Regions from separate parts of the Homo sapiens genome. Here region 2 is linked to region 1. A link is a loop called in an ENCODE intact Hi-C map of the cell type or tissue named here. Cell type or tissue: Caco-2. All regions are shown on one strand. Links, peaks and the distances in the headings refer to the core of each region. The heading gives the core; the rest is flanking DNA. Region 1 overlaps LINC02733 (long intergenic non-protein coding RNA 2733). Region 2 has its middle 19 kb from the start of FTH1.

The links. A loop is a pair of places that touch in the nucleus more often than their neighbours do. Peaks named below come from ENCODE experiments on the same cell type or tissue, not always from the same donor. Only the 100,000 strongest peaks of a DNase experiment are listed, where the experiment ranks them.
Region 2: it touches region 1 in a loop (7-fold over the local background); 9 of 110 quality-filtered maps call a loop at or near these places.

Annotation. Positions count from the first base shown.
Region 1 is chr11:62,046,973-62,062,480 of GRCh38, reverse strand. It overlaps LINC02733 (long intergenic non-protein coding RNA 2733), which reads left to right. Exons shown (of 3, transcript NR_183616.1): 2 at 6,553-6,729; 3 at 10,213-12,625. Among named protein-coding and RNA genes, the nearest start is that of LINC02733, 28 kb to the left of the region's middle. In Caco-2, for the core only: a CTCF peak has its summit at 7,759; a DNase peak (open chromatin) is centred at 7,790.
Region 2 is chr11:61,977,975-61,994,727 of GRCh38, reverse strand. No RefSeq gene overlaps it. Among named protein-coding and RNA genes, the nearest start is that of FTH1, 19 kb to the right of the region's middle. RefSeq lists a silencer at 16,131-16,347. In Caco-2, for the core only: no CTCF peak of the experiment used is centred there; a DNase peak (open chromatin) is centred at 8,607.

The DNA.
Region 1 (15,508 bases), core at 4,445-12,444:
CATTCTCACACCCTGTTGGAGGCATTGCTGGGACTAGAACCTGGGCCCTGAGCCCCAGCCTGGGGTAAAGTATGTCTGGCTATGCGCCTAATTGCATCACGCATCTTGAGATGCAACTGGTGTCTAAAGCGAGGGGGGCAGTCCTGAGGCACTGAGCTCTAAACCTGGGAGATCTGATGCTATTTCTGGGTAGGTGGTGTCAGAATTAAACTGGAGGACGCTCAGCTGGTGTCCATGGCAAAATTGATTGATTGCTTGGCATGTGGGGAAAAAAACCCACACATTTGGTCACAGAAGTCTTCTGTCTTTATTGTGTAGTGTGAGAGCAGAGGAAAATCAGTTGGTTTTTTTTTCCACTCACAAAGTGGCTCTGGACAAATCAGACTGTGCTCTGGCCTTGGGGACATCCAATGAAGAGGGAATCAGTATGTGAGGAGTTAGGAAAACCAGCCACATTAGAGAACAGTGGACGCTTGTCTTTTCGGAATGCCACAGCTGTTTTTCTTTCTTTTTTGACTGTGGGTTTTTCCATTTTATCTTTCCTGCACAGGCTTCTCTGGGGATCTTTGTGCTCCTTTGCAACAAGGTTCTTGCCTTGTTGGAGAGCAGGGACTCTATAAATGTTCCGCGGGACTTAGGATCCCTCCCCAGAGAAGGCAGTGGGAGGCCTCCTTGCTCCTACCTCTGCCTGTTTTCAGGATGAGCGTAGACACAGACTGACTTTTCTGCAGCAGAACGGCGGAGGCCAAGTGGCTAAGTGGACGCCACCATAGGGGGAGGCCAGTGGGAGGCCTCTCTAGTTTCCATTTCTCGCCTCTTTTTTTAAAATGCATTTTCCCTCTTCTCTTTCCAAATGCAGAAAGGAGTAAATGTGAAGCAAGCAGTGCAGATAAAGAGAGAAAAATAGCAAAGAGAGATAGGAAGGTGGCGCTCGTGGGATAAAAATGTAAAGCTTACCTGCTCATCAGGTAAAAAGTGCATACATGAAATTTTGGAGAGAAGTTTTATCCAACTCATGCAAGGAAGATCTGTTCAGCAAGCAAATTGGGGCTGCTAAGGCCTTCTAGAGAGTTAATAAGACCAGGTGCAGTGGCTCACACCTGTAATCCCAGCACTTTGGGAGGTCAAGGCAGGCGGATCACCTGAGGTCAGGAGTTCAAGACCAGCCTGGCAAACATACGAAAACCCCCCTCTCTACTGAAAATACAAAAATTAGCCAGGCGTGGTGTCTTATGCCTGTAATCCCAGCACTTTGGGAGGCCAAGGCAGGAGGATCGCTTGAGCCCAGGAGTTCAAGGTTACAGTGAGCTATGATTGCCCCACTGCTCTCCAGCCTGAGCAACAGAGAGACCCTGTCTCAAAAAAAAAAAAAAAAAAAAAGGAGCCGAGTGTGGTGGTGCATGCCTGTAATCCCAGGTACTTGGGAGACTGAGGCACAAGAATCACTTGAACCCGGGAGGCGAAGGTTGCAGTGAGCCAAGATTGCACCACTGCACTCCAGCCTTGGAGACACAGTGAGACTCCATCTCAAATAAAGAGAGATGGCTGGGCGCGGTGGCTCACACCTGTAATCTCAGCACTTTGGGAGGCTGAGGTGGGCGGATCACCTGAGGTTGGGAGTTTACGACCAGGCTGACCAACATGGAGAAACCCCGTCTCTACTAAAAATACAAAATTAGCCAGGCGTGGTGGCGCACACCTGTAATCCCAGCTACTTGGGAGGCTGAGGCAGGAGGAATTGCTTGAACACGGGAGGCGGAGGTTGTGGTGAGTGGAGATCGTGTCATTGCACTCCAGCCTGGGCAACAATAGTGAAACTCTGTCTCAAAAAAAAAAAAAAGTTAAGACTGAGGTTGGACCCCTTCTTTAGGGATAGATTTCCTTAAACTCCAGCTATGGGGATGGTAAGTAGCCACTGAAGATGAAGGACTTGAAAAAGAAAGGTTTCCACCTGTCCCAGAAGGTATAATCTCAGAAGTAAAAAGGAAATATGTACACTTGGAGACACACACACACACACACACACACATACACTCAGTCACTTTGCTTTAGAATAACTCTGTCCAGGCCTTGACTTAGGTTAGGTTCTAAACGGGTCAGAATTGTGACAAAGGCAGGATGGGAGAGCAGAAAGAGAGGTGGCCTTTGTGTGGCAGCACTGGGACTAGACCCAAGGGATATTTTTCTCTTCTTTTCAAGATGGCGTTTCGCTCTTGTTGCACAGGCTAGAGTGCAATGGCACAATCTCGGCTTACTGCAACCTCTGCCTCCCAGGTTCAAGCAATTCTCCTGCCTCAGCCTCCTGAGTAGCTGGGATTGCAGGCACCCACCACCATACCTGGTTAATTTTTGTATTTTTAGTAGAGACTGGGTTTCACCACGTTGGCCAGGCTGGTCTCGATCTCCTGACCTCAAGCGATCCACCCACCTTGGCCTCCCAAAGTGCTGGGATTACAGGCGTGAGCCACAACGCCCGGCCCTTTCTTTTCTTTTTTTAAAAGACACAGTCTTGTTCTGTCACCCAGGCTGGATTGCAGTGGTGCCATCATGGCTCACTGCAGCCTCAACCTCCTGGGCTCAAGCAATCCTCCTGACTCGGTATCCCGAGTAGCTGGGACTACAGGCACGCACCACCACACTCGGCTAATTTTTAAATTTTTTTTGTAGAGACGGGGTCTTGCCATGTTGCCCAGGCTGGTCTCAAATTCATGAGCTCAAGCAATCCTCCCACCTTGGCCTCTCGAAGTGCTGGGATTACAGGCAAGGACCACTATGCCCAGCTCTGCCCCCAGGGTACATTTTAAAGAACTGTTTTATTGTCAAATAAAAGCCACAGTACAGGTCGGGCACGGTGGCTCACGCCTGTAATTCTAGCACTTTGGGAGGCTGAGGGGGGCGGATCACTTGAGGTCAGGAGTTCAAGACCAGTTTGGCCAACATGGTGAAACCCCATCTCTACTAAAAATACGAAAAAAAAAAAAATTAGGAGTAGTGGTGCACACCTGTAGTCCCAGTTACTTGGGAGGCTGAGGCACGAAAATCGCTTGAATCCAGGAGGCGGAGGTTGCAGTAGGCTGAGATAGCGCCACTGCACTCCAGCCTGGGTGACAGAGACTCTGTCTCAAAGACAGGAAAACAAACCACAAGTACTACACACATACACAAATAATATACACTTAAAAAAAAAAGAAACCACACAGGTAAAACCCACACTGAACAAATATATGGCCTTAATACATTATTATAAGGTGAATACTTTTGTAACCACTACCCAGGTCTAAAAATAGAACTTTCCAATTTCCAACCAAAAACCTTCCCCACCAACACCAGTCCTGTCCTGACATTTTTTTTTTTTTTTTTTGGAAACGGAGTCTCGCTCTTTCACAAGGCTCGAGTGCAGTGGTGCGATCTTGGCTCACTGCAACCTCTGACACCCTGGTTCAGGTGATTATCCTGCCTCAGCCTCCCGAGTAGCTGGGATTACAGGCACGTGCCACCACGCACAGCTAATTTGTGTATTTTTAGTAGACACGGGGTTTCACCATGTTGGCCAGGATGGTCTCGAACTCCTGACCTCGTGATCTGCCTGCCTCAGCCTCCCAAAGTGCTGGGATTACAGGCCTGAGCCACCGCGCCTGGCTCCCTGTCCTGACTTTTATGAGAATCACAAACTTGAGTTTTTGATAGTCTGGCCACACAGGTGTACATCACTAAACTCTGTAGTCTTGCTCATTGTTTAACTGGAGATGACTGTTTGGCCTCTTTAATTTCTGGAGGATCTGTTCCTTCCCTACAGTTTCTCTAGGGCAGAGCCCAATAACAGATTCTCCAGAAACTGTTGACCTGCAGTTTCCCACAATCTGGATTTGGCCGGTCGCACCCTCGCGGTTCGGTTCAACACAGGCTTCACTTTCTGATTTCCCACCAATTGGCAGCTGGGTCAGAGCCTGGATGAGACCCAGGTCCAAGTGGGGGAGGCAAACAGTGATAGCAGCCACTCTGAGTGGGCTCAAGGACCAAGCTCAGCAGGGCGGGGGGATGAGAGAAAGACAGGGCAGAGGTGGGAGAGCAGATGCCTCGAGGCCGGATCAGACCCAGCAGCGGCTGCATCTCAGAGTTGGGATAGTGAAATGCACCTCTCTGTGCCGGCCCCATGTGTCCTGACAGAGGCTCAGGGACTGAAGCAGGCCCAGTGCAGGTGGAGCAATGGCAGCGAGACTCTGGAGCACGTGTCGCCCACACCGTGCTAAGACAAATGCTTTACATGCATTATCTCATATAATCCTTATTAAATTCCTCTTATCCCCACTTTACAGAGGAGGAAACTGAAGTATATGGAGTTTCAGCAACTTGACCATGGCCTCACTGAGATAAAGAATAAAACAGGGCCGGGTGCAGTGGCTCACACCTGTAATCCCAGTACTTTGGAAGGCCGAGGCGGGTGGATCACTTGAGGTCAGGAGTTGGGGACCAGCCTGGACAACATGGTGACCCCCGTCTCTACTAAAAATACAAAAATTAGCTGGACATGGTGGTGCGTAACTGTAGTCACAGCTACTTGGGAGGCTGAGACACGAGAATCACTTGAATCTGGGAGGCAGAGGTTGCAGTGAGCCGAGGTCACACCACTGCACTCCAGCCTGGGTGACAGAGTAAGAGTCCGTCTCAAAAACAACAGTGAAAACAATGTACTGCAAAGACAGATGGGGAATTTAAGCAAAGCCAGGACTGGTAGCCAGTGGCCACTGCCAGGTGTCCACGCTTGAGCCTTCTCTGCAGCCAGCTGGGAAGTACCACTCCAGAGGGCCAGGCTCCTGGAGGATGACTACATGCCTTCTGGGCAGTGGATTTGGGATGATACAATCCCTGACTTCATGAAACTTACAAGCAGGGGGCACTCCATGGGGTCTCAGATCTACATATGAGGTCCCAGATCAAAATGTAGCCTCAGGGCTACAGTTCAGTGACCTCTCACTACTGCTACATTTATTTTTCCCCTCCACTAAATTTATATGGGCTTGTTTCCTTAAGAAAGAGGAGAGTTTTTTTTTGAGGTATTTTAATAAAATGATCAAATACATGGGTTCAGATGGCCCCTCCATGATTACTGGTTGTATGGTATAAAATACCTCCGTCAACCTCTATGAGCCTTGGTTTCTTCATCTCTAAAATTAGAAATGATAGGCCCTACTCTCAGGGGAACGGTGAGGATTAAATAAAGCACTAAGGACAGCACCCTGCAAGCAGTCAATGTCAGCAAAACTTCAGTAAGCAGGTCAATAGCTTCTTTCCTTAGGGAGTATTCATGAGAAGGTCATTTTCCCTTGACCTTCTTAGTCTGTTCAGACTACCATAACAAAACACCATAGACTGGGTGGCTTGTAAACAATACAAATTTATTTCTGGCAGGGCATGGTGGCTCACACCTATAATCCCAGCAGTTTGAGAGGCCGAGATTGGAGGATGGCTTGAGCCCAGGACCTTGAGCCTCAAGACCAGCCTGGGCAACACAGGGAGACCCTGACTCTACAAAAATTTTTTTTTAAAAAAATTAACCAGACATGGTGGCACACAATTGTAGTCCCACCTACTTGGGAGGCTGAGGTGAAAGGACTGCTTGAACCTGAAAGGTTGAGGCTGCTGTGAGCTATGATCGCACCACTGCACTCAAGCCTGGGTGACAGAATAAGACCCCATCTCATATATATATATATATATATTTTTTTTTTTTTCTTTCTTTTTTTCACAGTTTTGGAGGCTGGGAAGTCCAAGATCAAGGTGCCTGCAGATTTGGTATCTGGGGAGGGCCTGCTTTCTGGTTCACAGACGGCATCTTCTAGAGTGAGGGGTCTCTTTAGGGCCTCGAAGGACACTTATCCCATGCATGAGAGCACATTAAGTCTGCTCTCATGACTTAATCACTTCCCAATGGCCCTGCCTCCTGATACCATCACCTTGGGGGTTAGGTGGGGAGACACAAACATTTAGACCATAGCACCTTCCCTTTCCTTCATATTAAGATACAAAGTCCATTTGCTAGACATTAACACCAGAGGAACTGCACCTTATACATGGATTAGCAAGGACTGAGAGATGATTACAGGACCCCTGCAACCATCCTGACCTGTTGGGAGCCAAAAAGACCAAAGGGATCATGACCAACTCAGCATTCCACTGGAGGCTATATGATCAAACAGCAAACTGTTTATCATGAATGCAGGATGTGAGCGAACTCACGACTGTGCCTGCCTCCAGGAGGCTTGCTGAGGGTCATCACTCCCTGGCGCTGGGCTCCTTGAAGTTATCTGCTGGGAAATCTAGCACCTATTGTTCCAAGGATGCAGTCTTGCAAGCCTGCTGTGAATCAAACTGCCGGCGGACAACCACTCCCCCTCCTTCTTGTTATCTCTTTTACCAATAAATATGGAGGGCTGTGTAAAGCTGGGGCCCCTTGTCCACTAGAGGCAAAGTGCCCCTGACCCATTCTTCCAAATATACTCTTTTGTCTTTATCTTTTACTCCTGCATTTGCCCCCTTTGTTTGATCCACCAGGGATCATGGCTGTCTACAAGTGGCACCCCAAACAGCAACACAATCAGGCGCACAACAAGTGGCGTCTGAACACAGGACTTCAAGGATGTGAGCGAAGAAGGTCTGCTGGAGCAGAGGAACTGAAATTGACAAGGCAAACACGGACCCCGGAACGAGTCTGCCAGCAGCAGATATAAGGTCAGTGCCCTAAAGAGGTACTGATCAGTGTCCTAAAGAGGTATTGGAAGCAGTGCTTTAAAGAAGTCCTGGACGGGAAGTTTTTGCAATCAGGGTAACATGGGGCAGAATTTGCCTATTGAAGAATAACATTATCTGCAGTTTCTCAAAGTTCTGTTGAGACAGTTTGGGGCTCAGGTTAGTTCTCAGACACTAACTAAGCTGCTGCAGGAGGTTATTTTGCATAACCTATGGTTTTCACAGGCAGGCACTCTTGATGTGGAAAACTGGGACAGAACAGCAGAAGGATTAAAATGGGCTCATCAAAAAGGTCTTAAAGTTGATTCTTCTGTTTTCTCCACTTGGAGTTTAGTTCGTACTATGCTTCTGCCATTATCTCCTTATTATTCTGCAGGACAGCAGGCTGAATCTAAAAATCTGAAAGAATCTGTTGTCCCACCCACAGCTCCAATTGAAAATAAGAAACAGGAGAGGGAGGATAAAAATTGGCCTATACCACCTCCTCCAGTTGCAGAAATGTCTGTACTGCCTCCTTCAGTGGCAGAAATAGAGACCCCAATACAAAGAATTTTATGCTCTGCTGCCATGGCTGGAGAGCCCTTAGGACCTTATGCTTTTCCTATTTCCATAAGGCCTGATCCAAATAATCCACAGCAGGTTATTCATGAACACACTCCACTAGAGTTTAAGTTGTTGAAGGAATTAAAAGCGAGTGTAGTAAATAATGGCATATGGAGCCCATTCACTTTAGGATTGCTAGAATCTGTGTTCAGTGCTATGTGTCTTTTACCCTTTGATGTGAAACACTTGGTGTGAACTTGCTTGTCCACTAGTGCATATCTGACATGGAATTTAAATTGGCAAGAAATGTGTGCAGAGCAGGCTAGACAGAATCGTGTTGCTGGACATGGAGATATTTATAAAGGATATGCTGTTATGTAATGGCCCTTATTCAGACCTGGAACGACAAATGACACTCCCAGAGGCTGCTTATCAGCAGTGTGCACAGGTTGCTAAATGCACCTGGGCCACAATTCCTGAAGAGGGAGTCCCAGCACAATCCTTCTTACATATCATGCAAGGGTCACAGGAGCCCTATGCGCAATTTCTTGCAAGATTACAAGAGGCAGTGAAGTGTCATATTCCTCACACTGCGGCTGCAGAAATGCTAACCTTAACTCTAGCTTTTGAGAATGCAAACGCGGATTGTAAACGTGCACTGGCACCAGTGAGGTGTACAAAAAACTTGGGAAATTTTCTCTGAGCTTGTCAGGATGTAGGAACTGAGCTTCATCCATCTGCAATGTTAGTGCAAGCAATGGCTAATTCAGCAGTTGACAAATCTAAAAGGAGCCAAGGGTCAAACTCTAAAATGGGAAAATGTTATAATTATGGAAAAACTGGACATTTTAAAAAGGAATGCCACCAGATCTCAGGACAGAAAGGACCTTACAATGCAGTGCCCCACTCAGCGGAAAAAAATGCCAGGACTTTGTCCTCGCTGTAACAAAGAAAATCACTGGGCTAATCAGTGCCACTCAAAATTTCATCAAAATAGCACCCCCGTCGGGAAACGAGACAGGGGCCTGGACCCAGGCCCCTCAAACAATGAGGGCATTCCCAGTCCAGACCTCAACCCCATTTCAGGGATGGGTTCCCAGAGGCACATTGATTCCCTCACCCCAGGAACACCAGGAAGTGCAGGATTAGACCTACCTGCCAGAGAAAGAATAACAGTAGTTGGTGGAGACAAACCTATCAAAGTTCCCACTGGTATTTGGCGACCTTTACCAACAGGATACACAGGATTAATTTTAGGCAAAAGCCATCTTAACTTACAGGGCATCACTGTAGTCCCGGGAGTGATTGACTCTGATTATGAAGGATAAATTCAAGTAGTTTTAATGTCGCAAGATCTTTGGGTTTTTGAACTGGGAGAATATATTGCTCAGCTATTGCTTATTCCCTGCAAATTACACCCTTCTCCACAAAAGGAGATGCAAGGAAACAAAGGGTTCGGGAGCACAACTGCATGGGAAATCTATCTATCCCAACCCATAGCCTCTAGTAGACCCACCTGTGTAATACAAGTTAAAGGAAAGAAATTTTATGGGCTTATGGATATAGGAGCTGATGTGTCAGTAGTATCTAAAGACAATTGGCCCCCATCCTGGCCCTTGCAATTAACTTCTATGTCCCTATTGGGAGTAGGAACAGCTCAAAGTGTTCAACAAATGCTGAGATTTTACCTTGTCTTGGTCCAGATGGACAGTCATGTACTTTTCAGCCTTATGTTGCAAATATAGCTGTCAATTTATGGGGTTGAGACTTACTTACAGCATGGGATATGAGGCTTATAAATGAAAACTTTGATAACCAGAATTTAAAATGTTGAAGGTCATGAGATATCAGAGTAGAAAAGGTTTAGGGAAATTTCTACAAGGAAACCCTAACCTGATATCAGTAACTGGAAAAACAGATAGAAAAGCATTAGGACGTCAGGATTTCTGATGGGGGTCATTGATATTTCTCCTCCGCCCCCTGCCTTATCATTAGAATGGCTTAGTGACAAACCTGTGTGGGTGGATCAATGGCCCCTAACACAGGAGAAGCTAGGTCAACTTCACCTGTTGGTAAAAGAGCAATTGAATGCAGGACATATAGAAACGTCAGTTAGCCCCTGGAATTCACCGGAATTTGTTATTCCAAAAAAGTCTGGAAACAATAATGACCTCTGGGGTTTCAGCTCAATGCTCAGAACTAATTGCAGTCATTCAGGTTTTACAGCTCACAGCTTCAGATCCTATCAACGTTGTCTGTGATTCAGCTTATGTTGTAAATGTAGCCAGTCACGTATAACAATTATATATTTTTATATATATATATATATATATATATATACACACACACACACACACACACACACACAATCACATATAGCAGCCTTTGGTAAGCTTAGCTATGTTCATGCAATTATAAACACTTATTCTCATATGCTGCATGCTACATGCCAAACAGGTGAGACAGCTGGTCATGTACAGTGACATTGTCTGTCATCATTTGCTCATATGGGGATACCTAAACAATTAAAAACTGACAATGGACCTGCTAATACTAGTCACACTTTTAAAAATTTCTTACAGCTTTGGGCTATAACCTATAAAACAGGAATTCCTTATGACCCTAAAGGACAAGGCATTATAGAGCAGGCACATCAAACATTACAATGCATATTGAAAAGACAAAAAAGGGATATAGGAGGCCAACTACCACCTCAATCAAAACTACATTTAGCCTTATTTACCTTAAATTTTTTGACTCCTGGTATGAATGGTAAGACTCCAGAAGAAAGACATTGGCAATTGTTAGATGAAAAGAGGAAAGTTTATCTGAAAGTGTTATAGAAATCCCCGGAAGAAGGACAATGGAAAGGTCTGGTGTATTTACTAATATGGGGACGAGGGTATGCTTGTGTTTTTACAGGAGATGGATAAGCCGTGTGGGTGCCCTCAAGGTGTGTGCGACCATGGAACGGGAGACTTGAGGAGCCCAGGGTGGCCAACCATGGGCCCGGTCCCTCCGGTACGAGCCGTGAGCCAGCTGAGCCTGAGTGCAAAGACAGAGAGAAGTCCGACCAGAGCCCAATGACATCAACCCCCATAAGCTGGGGACAACTCAAGAAAACCATGCAGGAAGCTGAGAAACTACTGTAGCATCAGGGACAGGCCAGAACCCCTGATTCCATGTTCTTGGCCATGTTAGCCATAATGTCCAATGTGATATGTTTTCCCTGTGCAGAGGCAAAAACATATTGGGCATATGTTCCCAATCCCCCAGTAGTATGACCTATTCTTTGGAGTGACACTCCTCCTGAGCTTTATCATGATCAGGGAGAGTGGGCTCCAGGACTCCTGACTCCCCCTGACATAGAACAGTTAGACTCTCAGAATAATGTCATTAATTATACTGCTCCACTGGAAGGACTTCCTTTGTGTATCACCACAAAGACATCGCTCAGCCATAGCTGTCTTAAATTCAAGCTCAAACATGGTTGAGTCACTATGAAAAAGTCATGCACCTGTTAAGTCTTGGTTCTATTAACGTAACTGGTGTGCTAACCAACCATTCCTGGCCCAATCACCCTAATTGTGCTGATTATACGGAATGGGTTCCATTCAGTATTTCCTACCCCCATCTATGGACCCAGTGTCTTGGTCCACTGGCTAGAAAACAATCTATGTTAACTGGAGACATTGTGGATTGGGGACCTAAAGATCAATTAGATGGAAAAGATGAAAATCAGAAATCATGGCACAAACTTCGCTGGCATTGGTGGCAAGCTTTTAATGCTTCTTCTTTATACAATACTGGGATCCAATCCCAGTCTGCTACCCAGATTGCTTGGCACGGAGCAAGCTTTAGCCCGCCTCTTCCTCAGTGGCATTATCTAGGGAGGAAAGGACCAATTAAAGAGATGATGTGGAAGGCAGCACTCCCATTTACGAATCGCAGCATCTGGATTAGGATACTATCCAATAATAGCAATAGTAAGCAATGCAGTCTAATGTTACATTTGTAAAGATATCACCACTCAATTTACAGTTTGTGTGTTTAATCCTTATGTCTTTTTGGCAGCTAAGAAGGACCAGTTCCAGGTAAACAATACCGAATTAACCTGTAAATCTTGCCAGTTATATAACTGCATTCATCATAGCACATGGCAAACACATAATCTCTCTACTTTGATGATTTTAGGTTGCATCCCTGGGTGATGGATTCCTGTTAATCTGTCTGAGCCTTGGGCTGCCACACCTGCCTGGCATTTTGTGAAACTTCTTCTAACTCAGCTTACTCATTGTGTCTGTAGAGCCTTAGGCATGATAATTTTTGCTATCGTTTCCTTGGTCACACTAATAACTTTTGTCGTGATGTCTTCTGTAGCTTTGCATAATTCTATTCAAACAGCTCAGTACGTGGAGAACTGGACGCACACAGCCAAACAAGTGTGGCTACTTCAGAATAAAATTAACACTGAGTTATAAGCTTAAGTGGCAATGTTAAAATCCATGGTTCTATGGTTAGGAGAACAAGTACAAAACTTGCAGTTGCAACAGCAATTGCGTTATCATTTTAATAACACTCATATTTGTGTAAACAACTTAGAATATAACCAAAGTGAGTATCCGTGGGACCTTGCGAAAGCCCATTTGCAGGGAGCGTTCACATCCAACATCACCTTTGATATTGGTGAATTACAAAACAAAATTCTTGATTTAAATAGGCAAACTCAAGAATTTCAGCCTTCTTTAGAAGACTGGACTGAATTCCAGCAAGGCCTGGAGAGCCTCAACCCTTGGACCTATCTAAGGCACCACATTACCATCTTATATGCAGTTCTTGGAATAATGTGGTTTTGTCTCTGTCTTCTGTTCATAGTCTGTAAAATTGGATGGACCGCCAATTGGAAAATGAGAGCTGCCCAGCCTGGCCTTACATTCTTTCAATTAATACATAAACAGAAAAGGGGAGATGTTGGGTGCTGAAAAGGCCAAAGGGATTGTGACCAACTCAGCATTCCACTGGAGGCTATGTGATCAAACAGCAAACTGTTTATCATGAATGCAGGATGTGAGCAAACTCACGACTGCGCCTGCCGCCAGGAGGCTTGCTGAGGGTCATCATTCCGTGGCACCGGGCTCCTTAAAGTTATCTACTGGTAAATCTAGCACCTATTGTTCAAAGGATGCAGTCTTGCAAGCTTGCTGTGAATCAAACTGCCGGCTGACAACCATCCCCCCTTCTTGTTATCTCTTTTACCAATAAATACGGAGGGCTGTGTAAAGCTTGGGGCCCTTGTCCACTAGAGGCAAGATGCCCCCTGACCCATTCTTCCAAATATACTCTTATGTCCTTGTCTTTTATTCCCATGTTAGCCCCCTTTGTTCAGTCCAACAGGGATCGTGGCAGGCTACACTGTCCTGTGAGGCTGTGAACAGGATGGGAGAGGGGAAGAAGATATGAGCTTGGAGGTGGAGGTCAAAGGACTGAGCACTCTGGTATCACTGGCTTTGAAAGTCTGAGAATTGCCAGGCATGGTGACTCATGCCTGTAATCCCAGCACTTTGGGAGGCCGAGGCAGGTGGATCACCCGAGGTCAGGAGTTTGAGACCAGCGTGACCAACATGGTGAAACCCTGTCTCCACTAAAAAATACAAAATTAGCCAGGCATGGTGGTGCATGCCTGTAAACTCAGCTACTTGGGAGGCTGAGGCAGGAGAATTGCTTGAACCTGGGAGGAAGTGAGCCAAGATCACGACATTGCACTCCAGCCTGGGCGACAAGAGCAAGAAAAGAAAAAGTCTGAGAATCTTTGGCACCTCTTTAATTTCTCTCTCTCTTTCTCCCTTCCATACCTCCTTCCTTCCTTGCTTCATTCATTTATTTATTTCTGTTTTAGAACCAGGGAAGCCCTTGGATACCATTTGAGAAAACACTAGGAAAGACCACTGGGCCAGATCTAGGTGTTGTCCCGGTTCCAACACTAACTGGGAAGTGATCTGGTGGGGCTGGAAGACATGCGGAAGAAAAGTCAGGGCCATGCATGGGCCATGGAGTCCAGCAGAGCAGGGATCAACCCCTGGTTCCAGGACTTGTAACTCTCTGGATCTGTTTCCCTATCTCTATAAAGGGGGTGCTATTCATCTCATAGGGTCCTTGTAAGGCTTCCATGAGGAAAGCTCTTTATGCTGCTCCTGATACACAGTAAGTATTTTGTACTCTTACTATTATTATTAAGAATTACTTTGGCCTGGTGCAGTGGCTCACACCTGTAATCCCAGCATGTTGGGAGGCCGAGGTGGGCGGGTCAGGAGGTCAGCAGTTCAAGACCAGCCTGGCCAAGATGGTGAAGTCCCACCTTTACTAAAAAAAAATACAAAAATTAGCTGGGCATGATGGTGGGTGCCTGTAACCCCAGCTACTCGGGAGCCTGATGCAGGAGAATCGTTTGAACCCGGGAGGCAGAGGTTGCAGTGAGCCAAGATCGTGCCATTGCACTCTAGCCCGGGCAACAGGGTGAGACTCCATTACCCCCGACCCCCACAAAAAAAAAAAAAAGAATTGCTTTGGCCAGATCAGGTCACCTCTGTGAACTTCTTTGTCATCCAAAGAATCTGGTTCTTGATGCATAATTTAAAATACATACCTTTAAACATTTATCCTAATAAGCTAAAATACATGCCTTTAAACATTTATCCTAATTTCCTGTGTCTGCTTTCCTTCTTCCTCCAAGACTTCTCCTCTTTTCTATTTGCTTTGCTTTTTGAACATGTTTCAGACAAATAAGTCAGTGGAGATGAGGTCGTTAATTTACTGGAGCCAGACATGTCTCAGCCTTCCCCTAGGAAGAGGGAGGGAAGGGAAGGTGCTTAGTTCATACCAAGAAAGCATTGGATGAAGTCCTCTTAAAACATGCCCTGCTTCCCCTGGGGCTGTTTTGAGATTCATATATGATGACAAAATTCTTCAAATCCCTTTGACAGTGAAAGCCTGGGCCCAGGGCTAGTGGTGTTTTTGTGTTTTGTGTATTTCAAAACAGAAGTGGAAGAAATAGCTCATTCTAACACCCTGTTGGAGGTGTTGCTGGGACTAGAACCTGGGCCCTGAGCCCCAGCCTGGGGTAAAGTATGTCTGGCTACATGCCTAACTGCATCACATGTCTTAAAACTCCTTCACTTAAAGGCAGTTTAAACTATTGTCTGGAAACAGGAGACCCTGCCACCATCCACGTCAGCATGGAGGGAAACACATCTGCTAATCCAAGGGTGGCTGGTCGGGCTCGTTGGAGGCTGGGGGCCAAAGTGGGCAAGGGAGATGGTGAAAGTCTGGATTCTGCAAGTAACAGAGCAGAGGGGACCAGCTTGAGATATTGTATTCCTTTATCTTTTGTTACATGTAATTTTCTGTTTTGGAAACATTCAGACTCATACACAAGGAGAGAGAATTGTATAATGAACCTCCATGCCCCAAGCACCCATTGTCTTCAGTTATTAACATTTAGTATTTGGGAAGTTGTAAGAGGTGAGATTGAGAAAGTTCGGTGATGGATGAGATAGTGGGGAGCAGGGAAGGAGGACAGGGAAGGGAGCATGAAAGAGAAAGAATAATCTGAGGTGGCCCTGCTCTGTGGCTTGGATCCGGTAAAAAGGAAGCAGCCCAGCCGGTCTGGAGAATGGCGATGAGCTGGGTGAGCAGAGGCTCTCTGGAGTGTGGGAGCTGTGCTGTTGGCACCCTCCACCCTTCCATTCTTTACACTGATATTTACTAATTGAATAAGCAAATAACTCTGGGTAGTGGGACCTCCAAGGGTTCTCAGAGCCTCCTGCGGCACTGGCCAGGCCTGAGGACTAAGCTAGGGGAGCTGGCTGCTCATCCAAAGTCCCCTTTTGGTTGGCTTTGCCCTTTGAGGATCTCTGAAAATAAAAAATAACCACCTAGCCCTTTTCCCAAAAAATGAGAAATTTAGCTTATGTACAGGAGGATACAAGTGAGTGTTCTGGAAAGAGACCTGGGCAAAGTAACATTGAGGGTGCCGGGTCAGCCTTGTGGGGTGCTCCCTGGCCTCTGCCCTGGGGACCCCTTTGCTGGGCACAGGAGTAAAGCACCACTTTCCAGTCACCCACATTATCTCCCCACTGTGCATTTCTAGGACTATGTTCGGGGTGCACAGTGTAGGAAATGGGAGGTGTTCCAGCAAGCCGGGGACTCTGAGGCAGGTTAT
Region 2 (16,753 bases), core at 3,954-11,953, 67 kb after region 1:
ACCCGGGAGGCAGAGGTTGCAGTGAGCTGAGATCACGCCACCGCACTCCAGCCTGGCGACAGAGCGAGACTCTGTCTTAAAAAAATAAAAGTAAATACTTTCTTATAATTAAATACCAAACATTGATAGTTTAACAGAAAGAAAGAATACAGTGGGGGGAGAATAGACACAAGATCCACTTATTTATTTATTTATTTATTTATTTTTGAGACAGGGTCTTGCTCTGTCACCCATGCAGTAGCATCGTAATAGCTCACTGCAGCCTTAAAATCCTGGGCTTAAGCGGTCCTTCCACCTCAGCCTCCCATGTAGCTAGGACAACAGGCATGCACCACCACATTTAGCTTTTTTTAATACAAAATTTTTAATTGTTGTACAGATGGGGTCTTGCTACATTGCCCAGGCTGGTCTTGAACTCCTGAGCTCAAGTGATCCTCCCCACTTCAGCCTCCCAAAGTGCTGGGACTACAGGCATGAGCCACCATTCCCAGCCTAGATCCTTTTAAATATATCTTATTTTACACATTTGACTTTGACCATGCACATATTTTACATAATTATAAAACTAAATTAAACTTTTAAAAGCAATTCTAAAAATTGAAAGCAAAATGAAGTAAATGCTCCTAACTGTGTAATGGGTTGAATGGGTTGGTAGCAAAAACACAGAGAGGAGCTCTTCCAAAGGAGCTTTAAAGTACATTCATTTGACTGTATATTCCTCGTGGGATTTACTATACGAAGAAAACTACAAGATCAAAATATTAAGCTGTTTTCAATAATAATTGTTTAGTGGTAGTATAGGGATTATTACTTTAACACTGCTGTGTATGTCGTGGAGAAAAATATAAATAAATAATTCTGTAATTATACTTAATTCTGTAATTGTACTTGAGAACAGATATTTGGGGCATTAGAAGAAAGACAATTCGGATGTAAAATCTTTAAGATGAGGCCGGGTGCGGTGGCTCACTCCTGTAATCCCAGCACTTTGGGAGGCCGAGGCAGGCGGATCACGAGGTCAGGAGATTGAGATCATCCTGGCTAAAATGGTGAAACCCCGTCTCTACTAAAAATACAAAAAATTAGGTGGGCGTGGTGGCAGGCGCCTGTAGTCCCAGCTACTCGGGAGGCTGAGACAGAAGAACGGCGTGAATCCGGGAGGCGGAGCTTGCAGTGAGCCAAGATCACGCCACTGCACTCCAGCCTGGGCGACAGAGCGAGACTCCTTCCCCCCCCAAAAAAAAAAAAAAATCTTTAAGATGAAGCAAAAACCCTAGACTTCTGAATTCGAAATGAAAGTCTCAGAATGAACTCATTTTTCTTCTTAAAAAAATTTTTTTAAACGGTCCTGTGTCCTCTGAAAAGGTCTAGCATTATTGAACACAGAAACAATGAGTGCTTCTGGTACCCAGATGGTGACTTATAAATGCTATTAAGATTGGTGCAAAAGTAATTACTTTGGCAAACTGCAATTACTTTGACACTAACCTAATATTTCCACCAAAGGAACCAGGACTCCTTGGAGAAATGGCTGATTGCAAGCCTGGGGAGTAGAAGTAAATGTACAAAGTGAGCTTAAGCCTGGAACAGGTCATCATACCAGAAAGCAAAGAACTAATCAAAGATCTCTATTATAGAGGCCATGTCAAAAGGACTCACGGTCAAGGTGAATAGGCTGCTACTGGACCCAAATTGAGATAATTTGAAAATCAATACAGACAATAATTATAGTTAATTGAATTATAGTTAATCAAATACTTTTAAATCCAGGAGTTCATAATTTTTTAAGTTTACTGGATACTAGAAAACTAACTTATATGTGGGGGAAAGAAGTGGGGAAATCAAGGATTTCTTCAGCCATTTTTGTTGTTGTTGTTGTTGTTTGTTTTTGTTTTTTTGAGATGGAGTCTTGCTCATTCTCCCAAGCTGGAGTGCAATGGTGCAATCTCAGCTCACTGCAACCTCCAAGACATTCTCCTACCTCAGCCTACCAAGTAGCTGAGATTACAGGCGTGCACCACCACACCCGGCTAATTTTTGTATTTTTAGTGGAGATGGGGTTTTGCCATGCTGGCCAGGCTGGTCTCAAACTCCTGACCTCAGGTGATCTGCCCGCCTCGGCCTCCCAAAGTGCTGGGATTACAAGCGTAAGCCACCATGCCTGGCCTCTTCATCCTTTTTAAAAGAACTATTCTTCAGGCTAGCCAAATAGTTCATAAAGGGAAGATTCTCTCTACAGAAATATTTCACATAGTAAGGGAAGATGGAATGATAGGTTTGAATATCACCATTTTGCAAATCCTAATAAATAAAGACAGCAACAACTGCTAACAAGCAGAAAGACAGACACGTACCTCCTGATGGAAGAACAAAACACCACCTGTAAGGTAACTGGGCCAAAAAAAATATGCCCCAAATATCTGATCAAGCCTCTAGATTTAACTACCAACTTACAGGAAATTCAGGGGACAGAGGAGCATGTTAAATGCCACAAAGATAGCAAGCTCCAGATCAAGGAGTGGGGGTGGAGAAAGAAGATGGGGAGGAAGTCTGTTTTTTTGTTTTGTTTTGTTTTTTGTTTTTGTTTTTGTTTTTTTGAGATGGAGTCTCACTCTGTCACCCAGGCTGGAGTGCAGTGGCACGATCTCGGTTCACTGCAAGCTCTGCCTCCCAGGTTCACGCCGTTCTCCTGCCTCAGCCTCCCAAGTAGCTGGGGCTACAGGTGCCCGCCACCATGCCCAGCTAATTTTTTGTATTTTTAGTAGAGACGGGGTTTCACTGTGTTAGCCAGGATGGTCTCGATCTCCTGACCTCGTGATCTGCCCGCCTCGGCCTCCCAAAGTGCTGGGATTACAGGTGTGAGCCACCATGCCCGGCCAGGAAGTCTGTTAAGAGTCTAAAGAGACATATCAACCAGCCACATAACTTTTTTTTTTTTCTAACCCTGTCGCCCAGGCTGCAGTGCAATGGCACGATCTCGGCTCACTGCAACCTCCTCCACCTCCAGGATTCAAATGATTCTCCTGCGTCAGCTTCCCGAGCAGCTGGGATTACAGGTGCCCGCCACCACGCCCAGCTAATTTTTGTATTTTTAGTAGAGACAGGGTTTCACCATGTTGGCCAGGCTGGTCTCGAACTCCTCGCCTCGTGATCCGCCTGCCTTGGCCTCTCAAAGTGCTGGGATTACAGGTGTGAGCCACCATGTCCACAGAACTTTTTAAATCCTGTTTCAAACAAATTAAATTTTTTAAAAGGCATTTTTTGGTTTGTTTTTGGTTTTTTAAGCTATTCTTTAAATTTAATTTAATTTAATTTTAAGTTCCGGGATACATGTGCAGGACGTGCAGGTTTGTTACATAGGTAAATGTGTACCGTGGTGGTTTGCTGCACCTATCAACCCATCACCTAGGTATTAAGCCCCACATGCATTAGCTATTTATCCTGATGCTCTCGCTCTCCCCTGCACCCCACAGGCCCCAGTGTGTGTTGTTCCCCTCCGTGTGTCCATGTGTTCTCATTGTTCAGCTCCCACTTATAAGTGAGAACGTGCAGTGTTTGGTTTTCTGTTCCTGCGTTAGTTCCCTGAGGATAATGGCTTCGAGCTTCATCCATGTCCCTGCAAAGGATAAGATCTTGTTCCCTTTTATGGCTCCATAGTATTCCATGGTGTATATGTACCACATTTTCTTTATCCAGTCTATCATTGATGGGCATTTGGATTGATTCCATGTCTTTGCTGTTGTGAATAGTGCTGCAATGAACATACACATGCATGTATTTTTATAATAGAATGATTTATATTCCTTTGGGTATATAACCAGAAATGGTATTTCTGGTTCTAGGTCTTTGAGGAATCATCATCACACTGTCTTCCACAATGGTTGAACTAATTTACACTCCCATCAACAGTATAAAAGCGTTCCCTCTTTCTCCACAGCCTCAACAGCATCTGTTGTTTCTTGACTTTTTAATAATCGCCATTCTGACTGGTGTGAGATGGAATCTCATTGTGGTTTTGATTTGCATGTCTCTAATGATCAGTGAAGTTGAGCTTTTTTTCATACATTTGTTGGCCACATAAATATCTTCTTTAGAGAAGTGTCTGTCTGTTCATTCCTTTGCCCACTTTTTAATGGGGTTTTTTTTTTCTTGTAAATTTGTTTAGATTCTGGATATTAGACCTTTGTCAGACGGACAGATTGCAAAAATTTTCACCCAATCTGCAGGTTGTCTGTTCACTCTGATGATAGTTTCTTTTTCTGTGCAGAAGCTCTTTAGTTTAATTAGATCCCATTTGTCAGTTTTTGCTTTTGTTGCAATTACTTTTGACATTTTCATCATGAAATCTTTGCCCGTGCCTATGTCCTGAATGGTATTGCCTAGATTTTCTTCTAGGGTTTTTATAGTTTTGGGCTTTACATTTCAGTCTTTAATCCATCTTGAGTTAATTTTTGTATAAGGTGTAAGGAAGGGGTGCTGTTTCAGTTTTACACATATGGCTAGCCAGTTCTCCCAGCACCATTTATTAAAAAGGGAATCCTTTCCCCATTGCTTGTTTTTGTCAGGTTTGTCAAAGATCAGATGGTTTTAAGTGTGCAGTCTTATTTCTGAGATCTCTATTCTGTTCTATTGGTCTGTGTGTCTGTACTTGTACCAGTACCATGCTGTTTGGTTACTGTAGCCTTGTAGTATAGTTTGAAGTCAGGTAACATGATTCCTCCAGCTTTGTCCTTTTTGCTTAGGATAATCTTGGCTATACAGGCTCTTTTTTGGTTCCATATAAATTTCAAAGTAGTTTTTTCTAATTCTGCAAAGAATGTCAATGGTAGTTTAATGAGAATAGCATTGAATCTGTAAATTACTTTGGGCAGTATGGCCATTTTCATGATATTGCTTCTTCCTATCCACGAGCATAAAATGATTTTCCATTTGTTTGTGTCCTCTCTGATTTCCTTGAGCAGTGGTTTGTAGCTCTCCTTGAAGAAATCCTTCACTTCCCTTGTTAGCTGTATTCCTAGGTATTTTACTCTTTGTAGCAATTGTGAATGGGAGTTCATTCGTGATTTGGCTCTCTGTCTATTGTTGGTGTATAGGAATGCTTGTGATTTTTGCACATAGATTTTGTATCCTGAGACTTTGCAGAAGTTGCTTATCAGCTTAAGATGCTTTTGGGCTGAAACGATGGGGTTTTCTAGATATAGGATCATGTCATCTGCAAACAGAGACAGTTTGACTTCTTCTTTTCCCCTATTTGAATACCCTTTATATCTTTCTCTTGCCTAATTGCCCTGGCCAGAACTTCCAATACTATGTTGAATAAAAGCGGTGAGAGAGGACATCCTTGTCTTGTGCCAGTTTTCAAGGGGAATGCTTCCAGCTTTTGCCCATTCAGTATGATATTGGTTGTGGGAGTGTCATAAATGACTCTTATTATCTTTAGGTATGTTCCTTCAATCCTTAGTTTTACCACAAAATAATAAGAGCCATTTATGATGTTGAATTTTATCGAAGGCCTTTTCTGCATCTATTGAGATAATCATATGTTTTTTGCCTTTAGTTCTGTTGAATTATGTTTATTGACTTGCATCTGTTGAACCAGCCTTGCATCCCAGGGATGAAGCCAACTTGATCATGGTGGATAAGCTTTTTAATGTGCTGCTGCATTCAGTTTGCCAGTATTTTATTGAAGATTTCCACATGGATGTTCATCAGGGATATTGGCCTGAAGTTTTCTTTTTTTGTTGTATCTCTGCCAGGTTTTGGTATCAGAATGATGCTGACCTCGTAAAATGGGTTAGGGAGGAGTCCCTCCATTTCAATTGTTTGGAATAGTTTCAGAAGAAATGGTACCAGCTCCTCTTGGTACCTCTGGTAGAATTCAGCTGTAAAGCCATTTTGTAGACTATTTATTCCTGCCTCAATTTCAGAACTTGTTATTAGTCTGTTCAGGGATTCAACTTCTTCCTGGTTCAGTCTTTGAGGGGGTATGTGTCCAGGAATTTATCCATTTCTTCTGGATTTTCTAGTTTATTTGCATAGAGGGGTTTATAGTATTCTCTAATGGTTGTTTGTATTTCTGTGGGGTCAGTGGTGGTATCCCCTTTATCATTTTTTATTGTGTTTATCAGTCTAGCTAGCGATCTATTTTACTAATTTTTTCAAAAAGCCAGCTTTATTGATTTTTTTGAAGGTTTTTTTTTTTTTTTTTTTTTTTTTTGAGACAGAGTCTTGCTCTGTCACCAGGCTGGAGTGCAGAGGCACGATCTCGGCTCACTGCAACCTCCGCCTCCTGGGTTAAAGCGATTCTCCTGCCTCAGCGTCCCGAGTAGCTGGGACTTCAGGTGCATGCCACCGCGCCCAGCTAATTTTTGTATTTTTAGTACAGACAGGGTTTCACCATGTTGGCCAGGATGGTTTTTATCTCTTGACCTCATGATCTGCCCACCTTAGCCTCCCAAAGTGTTGGGATTACAGGCATGAGCCACCGCGCCTGGCTGAAAGGGCATGAGCCACTGCGCCTGGCTGAAGGGGTGTGAGCCACCGCGCCTGGCTGAAGGGTTTTTTGTGTCTGTATCTCCTTCAGTTCTGCTCTGATCTTGGTTATTTCATTTCTTCTGCTTGCTTTGGGGTTTGTTTGCCTTGGGTCTCTAGTTCTCTCAGTTGTGATGTTAGGGTGTAGATTTGAGATTTTTCTAGCTTTTAGATGTGGATATTTAGTGCTATAAATTTCCCTCTTAATACTGCTTTAGCTGTGTCCCAGAGATTCTGGTACATTGTCTCTTTGTTCTCATTGATTTCAAAGAACTTCTTGATTTCTTGATTTCTGCCTTAATTTCATTCTTTACCTAGGAGTCATTCAGGAGCAGGTTATTCAGTTTCCCTGTAGTTGTGTGGTTTTAAATGAGTTTCTTAATCACAAGCTCTAATTTGATTACGCTGTGGTCTGAGAGACTGTTTGTTATGATTTCAGTTCTTTTCCATTGCCAGGGAGTGTTTTACTTCAAATTCTGTGATCAAATTAGAGTAAGAGCCATGTGGTGCTGAGGAGAATGTATATGCTGTTGTTTTTGGGTAGAGAGTTCTGTAGATCTCTAACAGATCCACTTGATCCAGAGCTGAGTTCAAGTCCTGAATATCCTTGTTAATTTGCTGTCTCGATGATCTGTCTAATATTAACAGTGAAGCGTTAAAGTCTCCCACTATCATTGTGTGGGAGTCTAAGTCTCTTCGTAGATCGCTATGAACTTTTTTTATGAATCTGGGTGCTCCTGTGTTGGGTGCATACATGTATTCTGGATAGTTAGCTATTCTTATTAAATTGAACCGTTTACCATTATGTAATGTCCTTGTCTTTTTTTTTTTTTTTTTATCTTTGTTGGTTTAAACTCTGTTTTGTCAAAAACTAGGATTGCAACCCTTGCTTTTTTTCTGCATTCCGTTTGCTTGGTAAATTTTCCTCCCTTACTTTTTTCTGCTTTCTGTTTGCTTCGTAAATTTTCCTCCATCCCTTTATTTTGAGCCTGTGTGTCTTTGCACGTCAGATGGGTCTCTTGAATACAGCATACCTATGGGTCTTAACTCTATCCAGCTTGCTGTTCTGTGTCTTTTAATTGGGGCATTTAGCCCATTTACATTTAAGATTGTGTGAATTTGATCCTGTCATCATGATGCTAGCTGGTTATTTTGCAGACTTGCTGATGTAGTTGCTTCATAGTTTCATTGGTCTTTGTATTTCAGTGTGTTTTTGTAGTGGTTGGTAATGGGTTTTTCCTTCATGTTAGTGCTTCCTTCAGGAGCTCTTGCAAAGCAGGCCTGGTGGTGATGAATTACCTCAGCATTTGCTTGTCTGAAAAGGATTTTATTTCTCCTTCACTTATAAAGCTTAGTTTGGCAGGATATGAAATTCTGGGTTGGAAAATTCTTTTATTTAAAAATGTTGAATATTGGCCCCAATCTCTTCTGGCTTGTAGGGTTTCCACTGAGAGGTCCACTGTTAGTCTGATGGGCTTCCCTTTGAGGTGACCTGGCCTTTCTCTCTGGCTGCCCTTAACCTTTATTTTGACCTTGGAGAATCTGATGATTATGTGTCTTGGGGTTGATCTTCTCGTGGAGTATCTTACTGGGGTTATCTGGATTTCCTGAATTTGAATGTTGGCCTGCCTTGCTAGGGTGGGGAAGTTCTCCTGCAAGATATCCTGAAATATGTTTTCCAGCTTGGTTCCATTCTCCCGTCTCTTTCAGGTACCCTAATCATTTGTAAGTTCAGTCTTTTTACATAATCCCATAGTTCTCAGAGGTTTTGTTTGTTCCTTTTCATTCTTTTTTTCTCTCATCTTTTCTGACTGTCTTACTTTAGCAAGTTAGTCTTAAGCTCTGAAATTCTTTCCTCCGCTTGGTGTATTCAGCTATTGATACTGGTGGTTGCACTGTGAAGTTCTCATGTTGTATTTTTCAGCTCCATCAGGTCATTTATGTTCCTCTCTAAACTGGTTTTTCTGGTTAAGGGCTCCTGTAATGTTTTGTCATGGTTCTTATCTTCTTTGCATTGGGTTAGAACATGCTCCTTCAGCTCAGCGAAGTTTGTTCTTACTCACCTTCTAAAGGCCACTTCTGTCAGTTCATCCGTCTCAGCCTCAGCCTAGTTCTGAGCCCTTGCTGGAGAGGTGTTGCAATCATTTGTAGGAGAAGAAGCACTCTGGCTCTTTTGAGTTTTCAGCAATTTTTCATTGATTTTTTTCTCATCTTCATGAGTTTATCTAGCTTCGAGCTTCAAGGCTGCTGACCTTTGGATGGGGTTTGCGTGGGGACTTTTTTGTTGATGCTGTTTTTGTTTTTTCTTTCCGTTTGTTTGTTTTTCTTTTAACAGTCAGGCCAAAAAGCATATGAAAAGATGCTCACCGTCTTTTTTTTCAAGCGTATGAAAAGATGTTCACTAATCACCAGGGAATTGCAAATCAAAACCACAATGAGCTATCACCTTATGCCCATTGGAATAGCTACTATCAAAAAAACAAAAAGTGGGCTGGGTGCAGTGGCTCACGCCTGTAATCCCAGCACTTTGGGAGGCCGAGGCGGGCAGATTACCAGTTCGGCAGATTATGAGGTCAGCAGTTTGAGACCAGCCTGGCCAACATAGTGAAACCCTGTCTCTACTAAAACTACAAAAAAAAAAAAAATCAGGTGGGTGTGGTGGTGGGTGGCTGTAATCCCAGCTACTTGGGAGGCTGAGGCAGGAGAATCACTTGAACCCGGGAGGTGGAGGTTGCAGTGAGCTGAGACCGAGCCACTGCACTCCAGCCCAGGCAACAGTGCGACACTCTGTCTAAAAAAAAAAAAAAAAAAAAAAAAATTATCAAGTGTCAGTGAGGATGCGGAAAAACTGGAACTCTTGCAAACTGTTGGTAGGATTGTAAAATGGTGTACTGCTATGAAAAATGATATGGAGGCTCCTCAAAAAATTAAAAATAGAACTACCATATGATACTGCAATCCCACTTCTGAGTATATATCCTAAAGAATAAAAAACAGGATCTCAAAGAGATATCTGCATCCCCATGTTCATTATGACATTATCCACAATAGCCACGATGTGGAAGCAACCTAAATTTCTGTGGATGGATGAATGGATTTAAAAAACGTAGTATATACATACAATGAAATGTCATTCAGTCTTTTTTAAGAACCAGAAATCCTGTCATATACTATACCAACGATAACCCTGAAGACATCATGCTAAATGAAATAAGCCAATCACAAAAGGGGAAATATTGCATGATTCCACTTATAAGAAGTACCTAAAGTAATCAAATTCATAGAGACAGAAAGCAGAATGGTGGTTTCCAGGAGCTGAGGGGAGGGGAAATGGGGAGTTGTTGCTCAACGGGATGGAGTTTCAGCCATGGAAGAGAAAAAAGTCTGGGAGAACTCTCGTACAACAATGTACATATAGTTAGCAATATTGTGACGTACACTTAAAAGTTGTTAAGAGAGGGCTGGTGCAGTGGCTCACGCCTATAATCCCAACACTTTGGGAGGCCAAGGCGGCAGGATTGCTTGAGCCCAGCAGTTCAAGAACAGCCTGGGCAATATGGAAACACCTCTTCTCTACTAAAAATCAAAAAAGAGGCCAGGCGCGGTGGCTCATGCCTGTAATCCCAGCACTTTGGGAGGCAGAGATGGGCAGATCACCTGACCAACATGGAGAAACCCCGTCTCTACTAAAAATACAAAATTAGCCAGGCGTGGTGGCACATGCCTATAATCCCAGCTACTCGGGAGGCTGAGGGAGGAGAATCACTTGACCGGGAGGCAGAGGTTGCGGTGAGCCAAGATCGCGCCACTGCGCTCCAGCCTGAACAACAAGAGCGAAACTCCATCTCAAAAATAAAAAAATAAAAATAGTTAGCCAGGTGTGGTGGCACACACCTATAGTCCCAGCTACTCAGGAGGCTGAGGTGGGAGGATTGCTTGAGCCCAGAAGGTCGAGGTTGCAGTGAGCCATGTATGTGCCACTGCACTCCAGCCTGAGTGACAGAGCTAAACCCTGTCTCAAAAAAGGAAAAAAAAAAAAAAAAATAACAGAAGGGAGTCACCACACTGAGGCTAAGAGGCAGCTACAGCCCCTGGCCCTTTCACTCTTGCACCCCAGGATCATTGCTGAATTGACTTGGTTTGGGTATTTTACCTTCCTTAGCAAGGAAAGGGCACTTCCATTGGCAGGCTCTTCCATGGCTCTTTCAGGCTCTCAGGCTGCTCATCTGAATCCCACTGTGCCCCTTCCACACGTCTCTGCTGAGCCTATCTTTCTGGGCTACTGTGAACACAAGCTCTGGCTTAGCCATCTCTACTCCTCCAGAGCTTGGCTGCAAGCTTGGCTTAGAGTGGGCAGCCAACCAGTGTCAAATGGATCCCAAAGAAATTGGGTTTACTCGGCTCAATGGCAAGACTCAGTTAAGCCCCTCCAGTCTCCCCAGCTGGAAGAAATGCCCCTTCAGCAAAGAACACAGGGGAGAAATAGAGGTGACATTATCTCCAATTGACAAGTGACTACACAGAGGTCCAGAGAAGTTGGCAGCTTGTCCAAGGTCACCCAGCTAGTTAATGGCAGAGCTGGGACCAGCTTCCACAGTCCTGGCTCCAGGCCTGGTGTTCCTTCAGGGACACACACACAAATCACCATCACTGCCCTCAAACAGGCAGATTTCTCTATTAGGCAAGACAGGCCCAGGCCTAGTGCCTATGAGCTTTACAAGGGTCCAAGAAAATGTACTGGCTCCTAAATTTAAAAAGAAAACAGCAAAATTAATAAAAGTAAATGTTTATGAGCTGTAAAGCTGTCATCTGCAGTTGAGCTCAGGTCTTCTTTACTTATTTTTCGCTTATAACCAAGTGCCCCCATTTTTCTATGAAAAAGAGAATGGAAGCCAGGTGCAGTGGCTCACACCTGTAATCCCAGCACTTTGGGAGGCCGAGGTGGGTGGATCACCTAAGGTCAGCAGTTCGAGACCAGCCTGGCCAACATGGTGAAACTCCGTCTCTACTTAAAATACAAAAATTAGCTGGGTGTGGCGGCATTCGCCTGTAATCCCAGCTACTTGGGAGGCTGAGGCAGGAGAATCACTTAACCCAGGAGGCAGAGGTTGCAGTGAGCCAAGATCACGCCATTGCACTCCAGCCTGGGGAACGAGAGTGAAACTCTGTCAGAAAAAAAAAAAGAAAGAAAAGCCAGGCACGGTGGCTCACGCCTGTAATCCCAGCACTTTGGGAGGCCGAAGCAGGCGGATCACGAGGTCAGGAGATTGAGATCATCCTGGCTAAAATGGTGAAACCCCGTCTCTACTAAAAATACAAAAAATTAGGTGGGCGTGGTGGCAGGCGCCTGTAGTCCCAGCTACTTGGGAGGCTGAGACAGAAGAACGGCGTGAATCCGGGAGGCGGAGCTTGCAGTGAGCCAAGATTGTGCCACTGCACTCCAGCCTGGGCAACAGAGCGAGACTCCATCTAAAAAAAAAAAAAAAAAAAAACAAAGAAAGAAGAAAGACAGAGAGAGAGGAAGGAAGCAAGAAGGAGTTATTTTTAATTATTTTTTCTCTTCTCTTTCCTCTATTTCCCTATTATCTACATCCCACTTGTCCCTTTAGAAATGCAGTTATAACCTTTCACTTTCCCTTCACCAGACACTCCCTACAGGGCAAGTTTATCTAACTTCGTGCTTAGAAGCTCCAGGGTGGAACTCTGTCCCACCAGGGGACTGCCTTGAGAGACAACAGTCCATTTACAACCCAAAGCATGCCTGCTATGAAACTCTCTCCCACCTGGAGAGTTTTGGCCACCTTCACAACCCAGTTCTGTCCTCAAAGACGCCAACTCTCGGCCACCTGGTAGATAAGGCACCAAAGCAAGTACACAGCCCCCCACCTGCCTGCTTCCTCCCATGTGCCATTCATGTCTGTGTGCCAGGCACCCTTTAAAAGTACCCACCTTCCACGCCAAAAGTGAAGTGATACTCTTTTTTTTTTTTTTAGAAGGAGTCTTGCTGTGTTGCCCAGACTGAGTACAGTGGCATGATCTCAGCTCACAGCAACCTCTGCCTCCTGGGTTCAAGTGATTCTCCTGCCTCAGCCTCCTGGGTAGCTGGGATTATAGGCACCTGCCACCATGCCTGGCTAATTTTTGTATTTTTAGTAGAGATAGGGTTTCACCATGTTGGCCAGGCTGTCTCGAACTCCTGACCTCAGGTGATCTGCCTGCCTGTGCCTCCCAAAGTGCTGGGATTACAGGCATGAGCCACTGCGCCCAGCCCAAAGTGGTAGCCTTTTTTGTTTTTGCTTTGTTTTGCTTTGATTGTTTTTGAAACAGAGTTTTTCTCTTGTGGGCCAGGCTGGAGTGCAATGGCGTGATCTCAGCTCACCACAACCTCCGCCTCCTGGGTTCATGTGACTCTCCTGTCTCAGCCTCCCGAGTAGCTGGGATTACAGGCATGCGCCACTACGCCTGGTTAATTTTGTATTTTTAGTAGAGAAGGGGTTTCTCCATGTTGGTCAGGCTGGTCTTGAACTCCCGACCAAGATGATCCACCCGCCTTGGCCTCCCAAAGTGCTGGGATTACAGGCTTGAGCCACCTCGCCCAGCCCCAAGGTGGTACTCTTAAGGTAAGAAGCCTGTACCTCTTCCCCTAAGCTAGTTTTGAAATAAAAAGTCACTTTACTTATACCAGACCTCACTCTTATTATTTGGACTCTGCAAGTGGCAGGCAACTGAACCTGTGTTTTGGTTACAATGCTGCATGTGGAATGTGGGCATGTTTTAACGTGTTTGCCCTGATGTGCAGTGGGGCCTCCCAAATCTGAGTGCTGGGCTCCTAGAGGTCTTCACACAGATCCACATACAGCTCTGAAGTCTGAATGGTGCAGGCCTGAGTGTCCCAGCTGAGGTCACTGTACTCTGGTAAAATCAGACACCAGCAAGCGAGAGCAGAGAGCAATTGGTAAAAACTCTTCCTGTCTCCAGTGAGCCCTGGGGCCCAATGCCATTCAGAAGTGCTCATCAACTCCATTTCCTTAATTTGCTTAAACAACCATTAAGATTTAGACACTCCAAGAGGCAGTACTGGCTCAAGCAAGACCCAGTCAGACAAAGCTCAAGACCTTTTCACAATGCTTGTGAGATGCGGCAGGGCAGGGGGTCCTAACTTTACCCCTGGAAGAAGGAAGCCTGCAGCTCTGGAGGATGCTGGAAGACAGCCAGAGGATGAAGCCCGGTGGATGGGAGCGGATCTGAGAGAATCACAGAGAAACGGGGCCCGAGCCCTGATGGAACCACGTCTAAAGTCCACCTCGTCTGGGCTTTTCAACTCCACAAGTCAATAAATCCCCCTTGTTGCTTAATCTATTGTGGGTTGGGTTTTGTTGCTTGAAAGCAAAATCATCCCGACTGATGTGAGACCTCCCAGCTCTCTCCTCCATCCACCCAGGGCACCATCTCAGAAGCCATGTCTCTCCAGAGCGATTTTCCCTGGAGTATTTTTCACAGGGGTTGGTCTGGAGGCAACTGCACTCAGCCCTTCCATCCTAACACTGACAGTGATGACAGCCCATCTGAAATTCAGGACCTTTTCAGAAATATCCTCCTTCCCTGGGAACGGCAGAGAGTAAGGACATGCAAGAAGCCTGGCTCGGGTGGGATATCTGTGCCAAGGACTGATCACACAGCAAGACAGAGCTGCAGCATCCAGCATTTTTATTTATTTATTTTTTTGAGACGGAGTTTCACTCTTTTTGCCCAGGGTGCAGTGCAATGGTGCGATCTCAACTCACCGCAACCTCCGCCTCGTGGGTTCAAGCGATTCTCCTGCCTCAGCCTCCCGTGTAGCTGGGGTTACAGGTGCATGCCGCCACGTCTAATTTTGTATTTTTAGTAGAAACGGGGTTTCACCATGTTCGCCAGTCTAGTCTCAAACTCCTGACCTCAGGTGATCCGCCCGCCTCAGCCTCTCAAAGTGCTGGGATTACAGGCGCGAGCCACCGCGCCCAGCCCAGCATCCAGCATTTTTGTTGTTCCCCCTTATTCCCTCCATGCCTTGCTAGGGATAACCTGGTAAACAAACAGAAATCTCAAATTCAATAAGCACCCCCATTTGATAAGCATTTACTAAATCCCCATATGGGAGGCACCATGGGCAAACAGTGGAATGACAAGTGGATAACAGGATGGAGCCGAATGATCTGGGCAGTGGGTGGGGACAAGGAGCGGTTCAGAGTGTGGGCTCTGGACTGGAACAGCAGGTGTGTGTCCTTGGGCAAGGTACTTTGTAGTTCTGTGCTTCAGTTTCCTCATCTGTCGAATGACATGTTTGGCCTATGTAGTAAGGGGTCAAGAAGTATCTGCTTTTATTAATAAGTATTAGTTTTTATTCTTACTTGATTCATTTTTAAGAAAAGAGTCTGAGTCTAACCCACCCAGCTGGGTGGAGCTTGGGCCTGAGGACCCCTGCCCTTGGAATACAGGAGTTTTGGGCTAAAGAGCTGACCAAGCTGGTTGGGCTTAAGGCAAACTCCAGAGACCAGTTCCAACTCCCGAGGCTCCCATTCCAGGCTCTTAAGGGGAAACTGCAGGATGGGCCCTCCGTTACCTGGAGTTAAGTGCAAAGAACCATCTCTCACGGGGCAGTACTGGCTCAAGCGAGACCCAGTCAGACAAAGCTCAAGACCTTTTCACAACGCTTGTGAGATGGGGCAGGGCAGGGGGTCCTAACTTTACCCCCCGTTTCGCCCCCCAGCAGGGCAAGGATTCCCCTTTCTCACGATGATTCAATCACATCCAACCAGAGTCTTAGCTGAGGCCCTGCCAGGTGCCAGGGCCTGGTCCCATTCCTGGGAGCAGAGATGAAGACCAGCTTCCTACAAGCCTCCTATGATGCCTTCCTACGAGCCTCCCCTATGATGATGCAATGGCACAGGGCCTCCTGTCACTCAGTAAAGGCCGAAGGAATAAACATTAGCAGGAATAAGAGACAAGCTCTGAATCCAGGAAGACTTCTCGGCAGAGGCAGGATCTGGACTGCAGCTTGGAGAAAGGGTGGATCTTTGATAGATAAAAGTGAACAGCTAGGGGAGGAAAGACTTCAACAAAGGACAGAGGCGGGGGACCAGGGGTGCGGTGGGGCACCCCAGGGGCTGGTGTGGATGAAGCAGAGGACTGTTGGGGCCCAGAGGAGGGACACCAGAGGACAAGCCCTCAGGCAGCCCCACGAGCCTGTTTTGCCCCCCGCCAGAGAGCTGAGGCTGGCACACAGGGGTGGGAGAAGTTCCTTTGTCCTTCTCCTCTTTCTCTGCAACCCTGCCCAGGAAACCAATGATAGCTGCTTGGCACAGAGTTCCCTGTGTTTTTTCATAATCACATAACCGTACTTGAGCACTGCCAGAAGAATTTAATCTCAGGAAGCAGAGAAGCATGAGGAAAGAAGGCTGGTGTGGGAGTCAGAAGGCCTAGGTTTTGGTCCTTGGCTCAGCCACCGACTTTCCCTGTAACCCTGATCTGGTCACCCCAAATCCCCAGCCCCAGATATCATTTTCTTCATCTAACCCAAGGACTGGCATAGAGCTGGCATTTAAAAATGTTTGAAGCCAAGTGCAGTGGCTCAGGCCTGTAATCCCAAGCTTTGGGGAGGCTGAGGCAGGAGGATCTTTGGAGGTCAGGAGTTTGGGACCAGCCTGGGCAATATAGTGAGACCCCATCAAAAATTGCTCTAATTAGCCAGGTGTAGTGGCATGCACCTGTAATCCCAGCTACTCAGGAGGCTGAGGTGGGAGGACTACTTGAGCCCAGGAGTTGGTGGCTGCAGTGAGCTACGATCGTGCTACTGCACTCCAGCCTCGGTGACAGAGTTGAGACCCTGTCTCTATTTTTAAAAAAATAATAACAAAATAAAAACATTAGTTGAGTGATTGAAAGTATTAGATAGTCTCAAAGGCTCCTTCCTGTCTTGAAAATTCTGAGACCCATGCAGGAATCAGTTGCCATTTAGATGATGTAAAACAGTGGTCCCCAGCCTTTTTGACACCAGGCACCGGTTTTGTGGAAGACAATTTTTTCCATGGACAAGGGGTGGGGGAGGGAGATGGTTTCAGGATGAAACTGTTCCACCTCAGATCATCAGGCATTAGTTAGGTTCTCATAAGGAGCGCACAACCTAGATCCCTGTCACGTGCAGTTCACCGTAGGGTTCACACTCCTATGAGAAGCTAATGCCACT